Regions from separate parts of the Homo sapiens genome. Here region 1 is linked to region 2. Evidence: chromatin loops called from intact Hi-C (ENCODE). Cell type or tissue: Caco-2. All regions are shown on one strand. Each heading gives the region's core, and the rest is flanking DNA. Links, peaks and the distances in the headings are about the cores only. Region 1 overlaps CACHD1 (cache domain containing 1). Region 2 overlaps CACHD1 (cache domain containing 1).

What was found. A loop is a pair of places that touch in the nucleus more often than their neighbours do. Peaks named below come from ENCODE experiments on the same cell type or tissue, not always from the same donor. Only the 100,000 strongest peaks of a DNase experiment are listed, where the experiment ranks them.
Region 1: a loop joins it to region 2, with 2.5 times the contacts of the local background. A loop is called at or near these places in 1 of 110 quality-filtered maps.

Annotation. Positions count from the first base shown.
Region 1 is chr1:64,651,456-64,658,243 of GRCh38, forward strand. CACHD1 (cache domain containing 1) reads left to right here. Exons shown (of 27, transcript NM_020925.4): 10 at 706-855; 11 at 2,303-2,426; 12 at 3,231-3,348. Among named protein-coding and RNA genes, the nearest start is that of MIR4794, 75 kb to the left of the region's middle. In Caco-2, for the core only: no CTCF peak of the experiment used is centred there; no DNase peak of the experiment used is centred there.
Region 2 is chr1:64,560,138-64,566,925 of GRCh38, forward strand. The region is part of intron 2 of CACHD1 (cache domain containing 1); the gene reads left to right. LOC124904195 (a long non-coding RNA gene) reads left to right here. Exons shown (of 2, transcript XR_007066150.1): 2 at 1-6,788. Among named protein-coding and RNA genes, the nearest start is that of MIR4794, 16 kb to the right of the region's middle. In Caco-2, for the core only: no CTCF peak of the experiment used is centred there; a DNase peak (open chromatin) is centred at 4,254.

The DNA of each region.
Region 1 (6,788 bases), core at 1,478-5,477, 91 kb after region 2:
TTCCTAGAAATCAGTAAAGCAGTTAATGCTGTGTCCTTTAAACAGATGTGTGAGCCAGACACAGTGGCTCATCCCCATAGTCCCAGCTACTTGAGAGACTGAGGAGGGAGGATCACTTGAGCCCAGGCAGTTGAGGCCACCATGAGCTATGATCGCACCACTGCATTCCAACCTGGGTGACAGAGTGAGACCTCATCTCGAAATATTAAAATTAAAAAAATTAACAGATGTGTGAACCAAGGCTCAGAGTAGTTATATCCATTGTCACCTGTACAATACAAAAGGGGTACAGCTGGACTATTAAGTACAGTTTTTAGATTCATTGTCCATTGATCTTTCAAGTTCAGCTGAATCTAACTGCTTCACAAAATAGAAAAATGTATTTAGTGTTGCTGATGTTTTGCACTGATCTGGAAGGTCTTATCTTTTTAGGTGAAAAAGTAGTGGAAAACATAGAAATTGCCTCCTTTTAAATTAACTGCGCTATCTGAGCTGCCAAAGGACGCTCTTTCCCTCCCACTCTAACTCATTTATTAGGCTGTCTGCAAAGGCAATGCTTGATTACTGGACCACATGGGAAACTTTTCTTCCAAACAAAATTGAGACAGCTGATAGAAGCCTTCATGATTCACCGGAGCACAGTTCCAGTCTTTGTCCAATTCCTTCTCTGCTGGTCTTTAGATTTATTTTGTTTTTAACCCATAGGTTTGATAATGACTGTGAGTAAACCCTGTTATTTTGGAAACCTACTTCTGGGAATTGTAGGTGTGGACGTGAATCTGGCTTACATTCTTGAAGACGTGACGTATTACCAAGACTCTTTGGCTTCCTATACTTTTCTCATAGACGACAAAGGTAATCTGCTAAATGTTCATCCTAAGAATACTTTTTTAGAAACCTAAAGAAAATAAGGTATAGATATTCTACAAACAAAATAGGAAAATGATAGTGTAAAGAAGAGCATTGTGACTAAGATTGCTCATTTGTAGTAGAACACCGTAAAGATGGCAGAGTGGATCTCCAAATTACACATGTGTTTCTCTGTTCTTTGAGGGGTAGGGAACGGTTATTTGTAACATCAGGAAATTAGACTGGAGGATTGAATGACACATAGAATGTCATCCTTTGACCTGAACAGATAACTTTTCTAAAGAAGAAATAATGCAGCCAACAAGCCTATGAAAACAATCGCAGTATCCCTGATCATTAGAGAAATGCAAATCCAAACCACAATGAGATGCCATCCTACACCTGTCAGAATGCCTATTATTAAAAAGTCAAAAAATAGCAGATGCTGGCAAGGTTGCAGAGAAAAGGGTACACTTGAATACTCTTAGTGGGAATGTAAATTAGGTCAGCCATTGTGGAAAGCAGTGTGATGATTCCTCAAAGAGATGAAAACAGAACTACCATTTGACCCAGCAATCCCATTACTGGGTGTATATATGTACCCAAAGGAATGTCAATCGTTCTCTCATAAAGACACCTGTATGTTCATTGCAGTGCTATTCACAATAGCCAAGACATGGAATCACCCTAAATGCCCCTCAGTGGTAGACTGGATAAAGAAAATGTGGTACATATGGAATACTATGCAGCCATAAATAAAGAATGAGATCATGTCCTTTGCAGAAACACAGATGGAGCTGGAGGCCATTATCCTTAGCAAACTAACTCAGGAACAGATACTGCATGTTCTCACTTATAAGTGGGAGCTAAATGATGAGAACACATGGACACAAAGAGGAGGACAACAGATACTGAGGCTACCTAAGGGTGGAAAGCGGGACGAGGGAGAGGAGCAGAAAAAATAACTATTGGGTGCTATGCTTAGTACCTGGGTCACAAAATAATCTGTACAACAAACCCCCGTGACACAAGCTTACCTATATAATAAACCTGCACATGTACCCCTGAAGTTAAAAGAAGTTAAAAAAAAAAAAAAAAAAAAAAGAAGAATGTCATCCTTTGGATCTTTTTTTTATTAAATTGTTATCTTAGATTTATTGGCATTAAGATTTATGTGGTAGATTAGAATGTTTTATAAAACAACAAAACAACCAATACCTCCAAAATACTCTTGATGAGACAGATGTTTGATAATTTAAGACATCTTTCTACGCCTCAAGAGTTTTATGTAAGCACATATAAAACAGGTTCAGTTTTTACTGGACTGGTGAGTTGCAGAATGAGAAGTTGAGTATCGGGCAGCCAGCCCAGAGTACCCCATATTTCAAAACAGTGATTCAGAACTTCCTACAACATGTTTCTTATTAACATGCATTTTGTTTTCTTATTGCAGGATATACACTTATGCACCCATCTCTTACCAGGCCATATTTATTGTCAGAGCCCCCACTTCATACTGACATCATACATTATGAAAATATTCCAAAATTTGAATTAGTTCGGCAAAATATCCTAAGGTAAGGAAAAGGTGAGGGTCATAGGATTGTTTTTCCCTGAGAATGGGACCCATCAAAGCCACATACGAGTATTTACTACAGAGTATAAAACAAGTGTATAAATTATTTTAATGTTATCAAAAGTATTCTCAGTAATGTTTCCGTAAGAATAGCACCCAAGATTTTGCTTACTTTGTATCACAGATAAGGTGTCTTAGAACTATTATTTGACGATAATGTCTTGTAAATCAAATTTTATGTTCACATTGACTTTCATTGTAAAATCAGATATATTTCATCTCATTTTCAAAAAAAGTTCCAATGATACCAAATTGAAAAATGTTGGCAAAATAAAAGGCTAAGTTGAGGACCAGCTTTGTTGCATTTGCCAAAAAATAGCCTGGCAAAGTAGCGTCCATTCCAAGTTGACAGCACAATCTTATACATTGTTTTTTCTTCAAATAAAAAACAGATTGGATCTTTTCCAACTGTGATACATTATTTTGGCAGATGGTAACCTGTAGAGGAATGGGTCTTTGTGCTCATTGGTTGAAAATTAATGACTGAGTGATTTGAGACAAGTTAGTCTCTGGAAAGAATTAGAGTTGGGGAGCAAGGATGGAGAGTAAGGGATGTTTTTAATGCAGAGCTGACATAATGCTTTTACGCAATTGAAAATCTCACATTATCCTTTCAAAACTGATGAGCTTCTTTGGTATTCGAAATCAGGAGGTGGCCATTGACTCAACAGCTTCTTCCTTGCCTTTAATTAAGTGCTTAATTTTATCTTTTGCCTGAAATATTTAATTCTGTTTGCCAACACAGCCTCCCTCTGGGCAGCCAGATTATCGCAGTCCCTGTGAACTCATCCCTGTCTTGGCACATAAACAAGCTGAGAGAAACTGGAAAGGAAGCCTACAATGTTAGCTATGCCTGGAAGATGGTGAGTGAGAGGAAGTTGTGTTTGCTTGAAGAGCTACAGGGTACAGTGCTCTTCTTCATGTTGGAATTCTCAGCCAGGGGGTGGCACTTGGGTCTGATAATTTGTCTCGTAATGTGACTAATCAGTTTTTAAAGTGATTGGGAAAGAAGACATTCCACAGGTGTTGTATAATTATTTTTCCTTTTTTGTTTATAAAACTGATAATTGTTCATGATGAATTCATCAAACCATATAAAAGGATGTAAAGTAGAAAGTAAACTATGCCCAGCCTGGACAACATAACAAAATCCCATCTCTATAAAAAAATGTAAAAATTAGCCAGACGTGGTGACACATGCTTGTATTCCCAGCTACTCAGGAGGCTGAGGTGGGAGGATTGCTTAAGCCTGAGAGGTTGAAGCTGCAGTGAGCCATGCTAGCACCAAAACTATCTACTTCCTTCCTTCCTTTGACTTTTCATTCCCCATAAGTAGCCACTTAAATCAATTTCCAGAAAATGTGTATATACAGGCAGGTATATATATTTGTGTGTGTGTGTATACGCTCACCCACGGCTTTAATGGCTATATAGGATTGCATTGTGTAGATAACCCAAATTTCTTTAAACAGTCCCCTATTAATGCACATTTAGATTACATCCAGTTGGTTTTTTTCAGTTCAACTCAGATTGTGGAGGTTGGGAGTTTAAAAGGAGACATGAAAGCATAAGTACCTTCCGACATTCTCTAAGGAAAAGAAAATTTTAGATTAGAAATTGGATTATTCATGTTCAACACAAGCAGATGGATAGTTTGGCCATAACTTGTGGCACCCATTTCTGCTTTCTCTTACCAGATTCTTTCAGACACCAGGCTTCAAAGAATCATAGAGAAAGCGTATCTAACACACACTGTTCATGTTACCTGTGTTTCTCTTCTCTCCTCTTCCTTCCCAATGTAGCATAGCAGTGCTGTTGAAGGACCCTAAATACTATAACTGACCAAAAGGGGAGTAGAGTTTTACTTTTATCATCAAATTTTAATCGCTGAACATAAAATGCAGTCATACATGAGATTTTTCTTGGATGGACAAATCAGATGTTTAACCTGTTGACTCCAAATAGATCCATTTAATCATCCCTTTACAAACTACTTATTGAACATTTTCTGTGTACTAAGAAGGATAAAGAAGATTGACACTCTCTCTGCCTTCATAGAGCATCGAGCCTAGTGGTGGATGCAGACAAACAGCAACTCGATACAGTGTCTGTGCCTGTATCAGTTGGATCAGGAAAGATAGGAATTGGGAGTAGCCAGAATGCCTTTAGGCAGGAGTCTCTTCCAACCTTCTTGTTTGGTTCTTAAAATATCATTATGGCAATAGCAATTACTAAAATGCAAATGAAGCAAACAAATTAATAAATGAAACTATTTGAGAAACTTATGTTTACAAGCCTAATTCTACTGGTAGTTTGTTGTTTGGTAATACACATTTGAGGAAGGTCAAAGCCTATTTTGAAATTCTCTTAGCTGACTTATTTTCAGATTTTTCTTTAGAATGATAGCACCATCTGCCCTTATATTTATATCATTTTTAAAGATAAATTATTTAATTTTCATATCAGAAAGGGTGAGCCGGCCACCAAAATTCTCAATTAGAAAACAGACTTTTGTGTTTGAAATTAGAGATTGTTTACCTCCAACATATTCTGATTGAAAGCAACTCAGTTACATCCTGGGAAAATATCTGCATGGTTGCTGGCATTAAAAGGGAAAGAAGGAAATGTAGGCATTTGTCTGACCTTCTTGATACAGTAAAGAGCCTCAATGTTAGTGGGGTTTTTTTCAACGATGCTAGTAAATTCTGGTTATTCTTCTTAGGCAAATTCGAGGTAGTAATCAGGTAGTCACTTCAGGTAGCAGTGTTAGCTTTCTCTGAGTTCTAAAATTGTTGAGCAGATCCCTGTAAGTGAAAACTTAAGGAGATAATAAATAATGAGATTGGAGACTTAAAAAAAAAAAGGCTAGGCTGGTTACCCAGTAATAAGGGCAAATATTTTTAAGATCTCTTTAGTTACTTTGTTGGGGAGGAGGGTAGATACTTATCTTGTCCTAAAAAATAAAATGGTTTCTTCTAATATAATCCAAATAGAGTTAGCTTATCCTAAGGACAATTGCCTAAACTGCTTAGCACTCATAGATATAGCAGATATTGAGGGATTATTTCACTGAATTAATTTAAATATAACTTGAGAGATTATGTTAGCAGCATTAAGAGATTACTCCATCACTGTGTAACCCAAGTGCATTTTTTAGCACTTTAGGAGGCTGTTTGCTCTGATAGAAGTACTGACTATTAGAAGGTATTCACATGTTCCCATGTTACACAGGCCTGCTTCACTTCAAAACATGGATCCCATGTTATAATCAGTGAAAAAAACCCACTCCCAACCCATAGAGAGCCCTTCTAGAAATAGAGTTCCTTTTAATGTAGAGACTATTTTTTTCAGCTAAGAACATGACAGAAAGACCTATATTGAAATCTGCTTTCCTAAGAACTGTTTATAAAGTGCTACTTTTAGAAGCTTACGGTAACTTTATTTTTCTCTTACAGAATAGACCCAATTATAAAATTATTTTCTAGTCATTCTGGTAGGGTTTTGTCTTTTGGTTCCTTGGAACACACAACATAGGAAAACAAACTTAAAAGATGACTGTGAGATTGAAAAGAGAGAAAATAGTAAATGCCACTTCAGAGCACCTTGTCAATTTATAATTTGGGGAATGGAGGAAAAGGATTAAATTTGTTAATCTAATTGAATATCTTTGCCAGCAGTACTTGAAAGCAATTCCAGGAAGATGCAAATTGCTTCTGTGTTTAAGAGTCTACAACCATCCTCACAAATCCTAAATTTCACTTAACTCTAACCTGCCTAGTTAAAATTTTATCCTTCATCTTTTACTTTTATTTCACTAAGTAAGTCACATGAGCTGCTTTATAAGGCACCGTTCTTTAGTTCTGATTTCGCTAGTCATCAACTTCTTCATTTATTTATAAACCATCTTTAAATAGGTTCAGTCTTTCTTCTAATAGGATAATAATCGAGAAATTTCTTTTACTTTTAAGTCTTTCTCAAGTGGCTAGAACTAGGTAGATTGGCTTTTGATTCTGTGGTGGACATTGTCCCCACTAAATTTTGTTGAAGCATCCATTTCTAGGCACAAAGTGAATCTGAAAATACTACTGTTTCTACATATGAGCTTAATAAGTTAGACTTAAGCTATGGCATACTTGCCTACCATGGTCTGCAATGACAAATCAGGCTGACTCTGCAGGGATGCCATAGGATTTGTGTTTTTCATGAGTTTAAGTAGTGATGTTGGTCATTTCCAACCAGGAGAAGAGAAAGCATTCGTTGGAATAGAATGAATGAACTGGATTCTGTATTGGCTGCTCCTCAG
Region 2 (6,788 bases), core at 1,931-5,930:
AGAATGAATGGTAAAATATTAGTGATGACTTATTTTTTCAAAAAATGAATTTGGCTTCCTTAATTTTCTCTTGTTTTCTATTACACAGATTTATGTTCTTTATTATTTCCTTCCTTGTACTTTAGGTTTTGTTCTTTTTCTAGTGTTTTAGGTTGGAACATTAGATCACTGATTTTTTTACCTTTTTTTCAAATGGATGCATTTAAAGCTATAAACGTTTCTCTTAGTACACTTTATATACCTCAAAGTTTGACATGATGTATTTCTATCATCATTCAGTTTTACATATTTTCTGATTTCTCTTGTGATTTTTAAATTTTGACCCATGGATTTTTAAGTATTTTGTTCAATTTTCAAAACGTTGTGGTCTTTAGATATCTTATTGTTATTGATTTCTAATTTAATTCCATTATGGTCAGAGAACATACTGTTTGATTTCAATCCTTTTTAATTAATTGAGACCTGGGTTTTATGGCTCTACATATGATCAGTCTTGGTGGATATACCAAGTGAACTTGTAAAGAACATGTGTTCTGCAGTTTTTAGGTGTTCTTTATGTATTAAGGTGGTTGATAATGTTGTTCACATCATTTGTGTATGGGCTGATTTTTATTTTGTTTGATTTTTATTTTCTATCATTTGTTGAAAGGGATGTTAAAATCTTCAACTGTAATGGTGAAATAGTATTGTTTCCATTTAATTCTGTTCATTTTTGCCTGATATGTCTTTATATACACATTTAAGATTATGTCTTCCTGATGAGTTGTGAATTAGAACATTATGAAATGTTATTCTCCAGTAATATTATTCTCTCCTTAAAGTCTATTTTACTCAATATTGATATAGCAACTCCATCCTTTATATACTTACTGTTTACATGGTGTGCCTTTTCAGAAGCATTTACTTTCAATTATAGATAGCATATAGATGAGACTTGTTTTTTTTTAAATCTATTCTGAAAATTTCTGATTTTATTATTAGGAATATTTAGGGGAAATGTTTAATAAATTAATATTTTGGGTTTTTTTTCTGTTTTTTTTTTCATTAGCTCCTCCTTCCCAACCCACTTTTGAATTTTATCTGTTAATATTCTATCAACTTCACACAAAATCTAAAACCCTTGCAACTTACAGGTTCATTTCTCTAACGCTATTCTTTATGCTAGTTATCATATCTATTACATCTGCGTATATTACAAACTGCACAAGAAAATGTTATAGCTTTTGCTCTAAATTGCCATATTTAATGAAGTTAAAAGAAAAAATATTGTATATTCTCACATAATTACTATATTTCTTATGCTCTTTGTTTCTTTCTAAAGATAACAGCTGATATTGAATCTGAAGTTCCTTTAATATTTCTTGTAGTGAAGATACCCTAGTGACAAATCCTCTTAGTTTTTTATTATTTCTTGTATACAGAAAATGTTTCTTGGCTACATGCAGTAGCTCACACTCGTAATCCCAGCACTTTGAGAAGCTGAGATGGGAGGATCGCTTGAGCCCAGGAGTTCAAGACCAGCCCAGGCAACATAGGGAGACACCCATTGTCTACAATTTTTTTCTTTTTAATTAGCTAGGAGTGGTGGCACATGCCTGTAGTCCCAGCTATTCAGGAGGCTGAGGTGGGACGATTGGTTGAGCCAAGGAGGTTGAGGCTACAGTGAACTGTGATGATGCCGCTGCACTCCAGTCTGGGGAACAGAGCAAGACACTGTCTCCAAAAAAAAAAAAAAAAAGTTTCTATTTTGCCTTTTTTCTTAAAAGATATTTTTGCTTTAGATAGAATTCTGAATTGACAGTTTGTTTTTTGAACACTTTAAAAATGTTCCACTGTCTGCTGGACTCTGTAGTTTCTGATGATAAATCAGTGAAAGTTTTTGTTACCCTGTATGCAATGTTTTTTGTTTATTCATTTAATTATTCTGGCTGCGCTCAAGATTTTTCTCTGCTTCCGTTTTCAGCAATTTGACTATGATTATGCCTCCCTAGACATAATGGTTTAAATATTGATTCTGCTTGGTGTTTGTTGAGCTTTTGGAATCTGTAAATTTGTGTCTTTCATCAAATTTGGGGACTTTGGGACCATGATTTTTTCAAATATATTTTCTGTCTCATTATTTGCTCTCCTTGTAGGTCTCTGATTACAGGTATGCTAGATCTTTTGATATTTTACTACAAATCCCTGAGACAGTGTCTTTTTCTTCTCTTTTTAAATTTTTTTTCTCTTGGATAAAGATAAAGATGGTTTATTCTTATGCTGCAGAATTTCCTTTTTTTTTTTTTTTTTTTGAGACAGAGTCTTGCTCTGCCACCAGGCTGGAGTGCAGTGGCATGATCTCAGCTCACTGCAACCTCCGCCTCCCAGGTTCAAGCAATTTCCCTGCCTCAGCCTCCCAAGTAGCTGGGATTACAGGCATGTGCCACCACACCTGGCTAATTTTTTTTTTTTTTTTTTTGTATTTTAGTAGAGATGGGGTTTCACCATGTTGACCAAGATGGTGTCGATCTCCTGACCTTGTGATCTGCCTGCCTTGGCCTCCCAAAGTGCTGGGATTACAGGAGTGAGCCACTGTGCCTGGCCCTATTTGTTTCTTTTTAATAATTCTGTTTCTGTACTGAAATTTCTCATTTTATTCAAGCGTATTATCTTTGCATTCTTGAGCATAGTTATAATAGCTGCTTTAACATTTCGTCTGCTCATTTTAACATCTAAAAATGGTTTGAGGTTTATCTCTGTTGACTGTCTTTTTTCTTGAGAATTGGTCACACTGCTTTTTTCTTCATATATCAAAAAGTTTTGGTTGTATCCTGGTATTGTGGAAAAATCTGGATTCTGTTATATTCTTGTGAGGAGTGTTTGTTTGTTTTAGCAGGCAATTAACTTGACTGGAATCAAACTGCTAATCTATTTTTTAGACAACTGCTCAAAACTCAGCTCAGTTTATCTTTAGATAGAGTTTGCCCTGCACACATACAGTTCAGGGATTTAAGAATTTTTCTGCCCCACCCCCACCCAGTACTCTAGTATTTAAAATATATTCTGACAGACAGTTTTTTGGAGTATTTTTCTGAGTTGTTATTTGATAATGAGAATTTTACAGGAAAGGTTTAAAATTTGATGTTTTATTTCTCCAAATATCTGCTGGGACATTGTAAAGGAGAAGCAGTTTGGTTTTATAAGAAAATGATACTTAGCAGGTATTAATACTCCAAATAATTATTTTACTCAAGTATACACTCAAGGCTCTAGACATGAAGAATTGGAAAAGGTCAAAGCAATGAACTAGAATTCACCTGAAAGCAAGATATACTTCCAGATGTAGACCTTGCATGAAATTCTATCCTTTTGTTCATATGAGAATAAAGATGCCTGGTAGCAGAACAACTTACATGTGGCCTACAAACACAGAATAGCTCTTTCTTTAAAGAAATTTTGAATTGAGGGTGAACCTTAAAGAGACAGCACTTTATGTGCCCCGATGTGAATCATCAGTCCTAACTAAGGTGATGTTTTAGAATTTTGGAGCTGGTATACTCAGATACCATGGAGACAAGGCCAAAGGGGTTAGGAAACTTTTCTCTAGTCTTTTTTGGACAGCCTCAGTAAGGGTAGTGTGGGATACAGAATCAAAGAGCCTCATCTTTTGAGATGGAAAACTCAAGGTCCAAGCAAGACTCTGTCATTTACTGTTTGATTTGTAACAGGTATTTAGCCTTTCAGTGTCTACATCAATTTTATCTATAAAATGTAGATAAAAGTTGTTTAAAAGATTAGGTGGTTGCCTACTCTGTAGTAGGCATTCAGTATTTTGTGTTCTGCTTCCAGATTACAAAAGGGTGATATAATGTCAATATAAGGATACCAAAAGAATTCATGAAATGTCACCCCAAAATATTACTTTGAACTGAGGGTACTTGGGGAACAGCAGGTGCAAGTAGAGGCTTTCTCTGAGCACCACTTGCATGCAGAGCCTTTTCTCTGAGCTCCTCTTATCTGTCTAAAGACGGATCCTCCGAAAGGAACTCAATTGTCATGAATCCCCTCCCTGGGAATTTTATCAACCAGGGAAGATTAACTTGGATCACAGGAGGGGAGACTAGAGGTTGACCCTATGCCCAGACTATCACCTCTTCTAAGGGCTGCTCAGAAACAACTTTTATTACCGACTTTTTATCTGTATAACAAGACAACCTTTATTCCCCGTGCATTTCTTCCCCTCACCCTCCCATAACTTGTGTCGCCACCCCCTTCCCCAGAAGCCCCAAGCCCTGATGCCTTTCTGTAACTTGGGATGCTGTATCAGCATCAATCATCTGACCCTTCTTTGAGGCTCCTATTTTGTGAGACTCCTGTGCATACTTATGTAATTAAATATTTACATAAGTCTTTCTCCTGTCTTATGTCAGTTTAATTTGTAACCCAGCCAAGGAACCTGGAAGGGTAGTGGGATGCCATTTTCTCTCCCCTGCAGTGTGCTACAGAGAAGATTGCTATTCTTAATTTGTTATTTAATCCTCTTGGGTAAGGCCTAGAAGGAAAAATCTGTAAATCTGTAAACTTTAAAAGGGGAATTTTCAAGAGAAAATGTTCACAGAAGGCCCTGGAAGGAGCTAGTAGAAGCTTTTAATAGAAGCAAAACTAATTGAGAAGTGTGAGACTGGACATTATATTAGCTTTGCATTTGTATTACTTTTGTATTTCTACTCCCAAACACTTTCCACTATAAGAAAGCTTGAGTGTGTTCTTGAATTGTGTACTGAGCCACAGGAAGAAAAGGGACAATGGTTAGACAAGAGCGGGTACAGAAGAGTTGAGCACTAGGCAGGTATTTAATACATATTTGTTGAATAATGACTGGAGATACTCTGGCACCTCAATATTCATATTTCCAGGATCTGGATTTGTTTCGGGTTGCCTTGCCAAGTGTAATCTAGTATGGTGGTAGCCTGAGGGCTCTCATTTTGTTTACAATTTACCTACTGAAGTATTTTAAAGGCTCAGACTTGTCCAGGCTGCAGGAATCTGGAAGGTGGGGTGGATGAATTCCGTTCTTTCTTTGTCCCCAATTTTTCCCTCATCTGTACCCAGGGAATTTGTTCAGGTTGGGTCCTGGTTTAGTTCACCCTCTTACCCAGATCCACACTTGGCTCTGTGTTGATTGTGCTTGCTAAATGTTCATTGAATGAATGAATGGAAGGCACTAAATCTGTAGGAAGGCAAAAGAAAGGTTGAGAGGTATTGATGCCACCCAGATGGAGAATTTACAATGAATCAAGCAAGGACCAGAGTAAACAGGGGGCTGTTCTGTCCAACCAGAGCCCTGGCAGGTTTACCTGGTTTAGTGTTTATGTTTCCTTGATTGGAAATCAATCTCTGTCCGTCTTAGCTCTTACTGTTGTTGGTCTGACTCTACAGAAAAGAAGCTAATTTTTATCATCTTAGAAACCCTCTTCCTGAGCCTCTTATCAAATCATTGTATTCCCTGTGAATAAAAGAGGCTGGTGGTCTGTCATTTCTGAAAGAGAGCCTGAGAGGAGACATAATTGTTCTAATATTTATGTTTCTTTATCAGTTTTCTTTGTGCTTCTACACATATTTTCTCATTTTATCCTCTTAATGACATAAGAAGAGCAGGTATTATTATCCTATTTTCCATAGGAGTAAACTATTTCAGAGAGGTAATAAGTATAAATTGTTCAAGACCTCAGAAATGAATGTGGCAGTGACCAGATGTTTAATCCAAGTTTAGTGTTTTCTTTATTTATATTGTACTGGCCGTGATAATAATCAGCATTACGTATTGAATGTATGATTAATTAAGCACTATGATTAAATCTTTTCTCACATAACTTGGCTGGTTCCCTTGCTAGTTCCCTTACATCCTTTTATTCTTGGCTGAAATGATACCTCTCAGGGAGGGCTTCCTTGACCACTCATTTATAAATTTTATTAATTGCATCTCTCTTTAGTTTTTACCCCCTTCTCTATTTTATCTCCTTACAGTTTATCATGTAGGACATAGGTATGTATTTATGTTTTTCATTGTGTATCTTTCCCTAATAGAATAGAAGCTCCGTGAGGGCGTGGATTTTTGTCTGTTCCATGTCTTGATGTGCCCCCAGCACTATTAAAACTTTGTCCATGTAGTATATGGCAGGTGCTCAGTAAAAATTTGCTGCATGAATTAATAATCCTCAAAAACAACTCTTCCAGATTTACTGACAAGAAAAATTATGCACAAAGAAATTCCCTTTCCAGGGTCACCCAAGTAGGGGGTTAGAGAACTGATTTGAAATTCAAGTGTATTTAGATTCAGTGCTCCACTGTATGTTTTCAATTCCCCCCCCCCCACAAGGTATGGGGGAAGTACTGCCTGTCTTACCACAGAATGGAAGGGGCTAGACTCTGTCCTCCTCACTCCTTCCCCTAGCAATTCCTCTTATTTGTTTGGTATATTGAAGGTTAGTATGAGGCTTTTTTTTTTTAATGGTCTTTCGTTTTCCCCCAGCAATTCATCTTATTTGTTTGGAATGAGGCTTTTTTTTAAATGGTCTATCACTTTTTTTTTTTTAAAGGGAAGATTTACAAACAATTATACTACAGCAATAATTATGCAAAGCTGAATCTGAATTTCTTTTTAAAACATGCAACAATATTGTAATTGGGATGCTCTTTAAAGTTTGGAAGAGGCAAGAAAAAAATAAATATTATTAGAGCTAATAGATAATATATTCACATATATGTTAGAGCTTTTAGCTCTAATAATATTTAGAATTAAATATTAT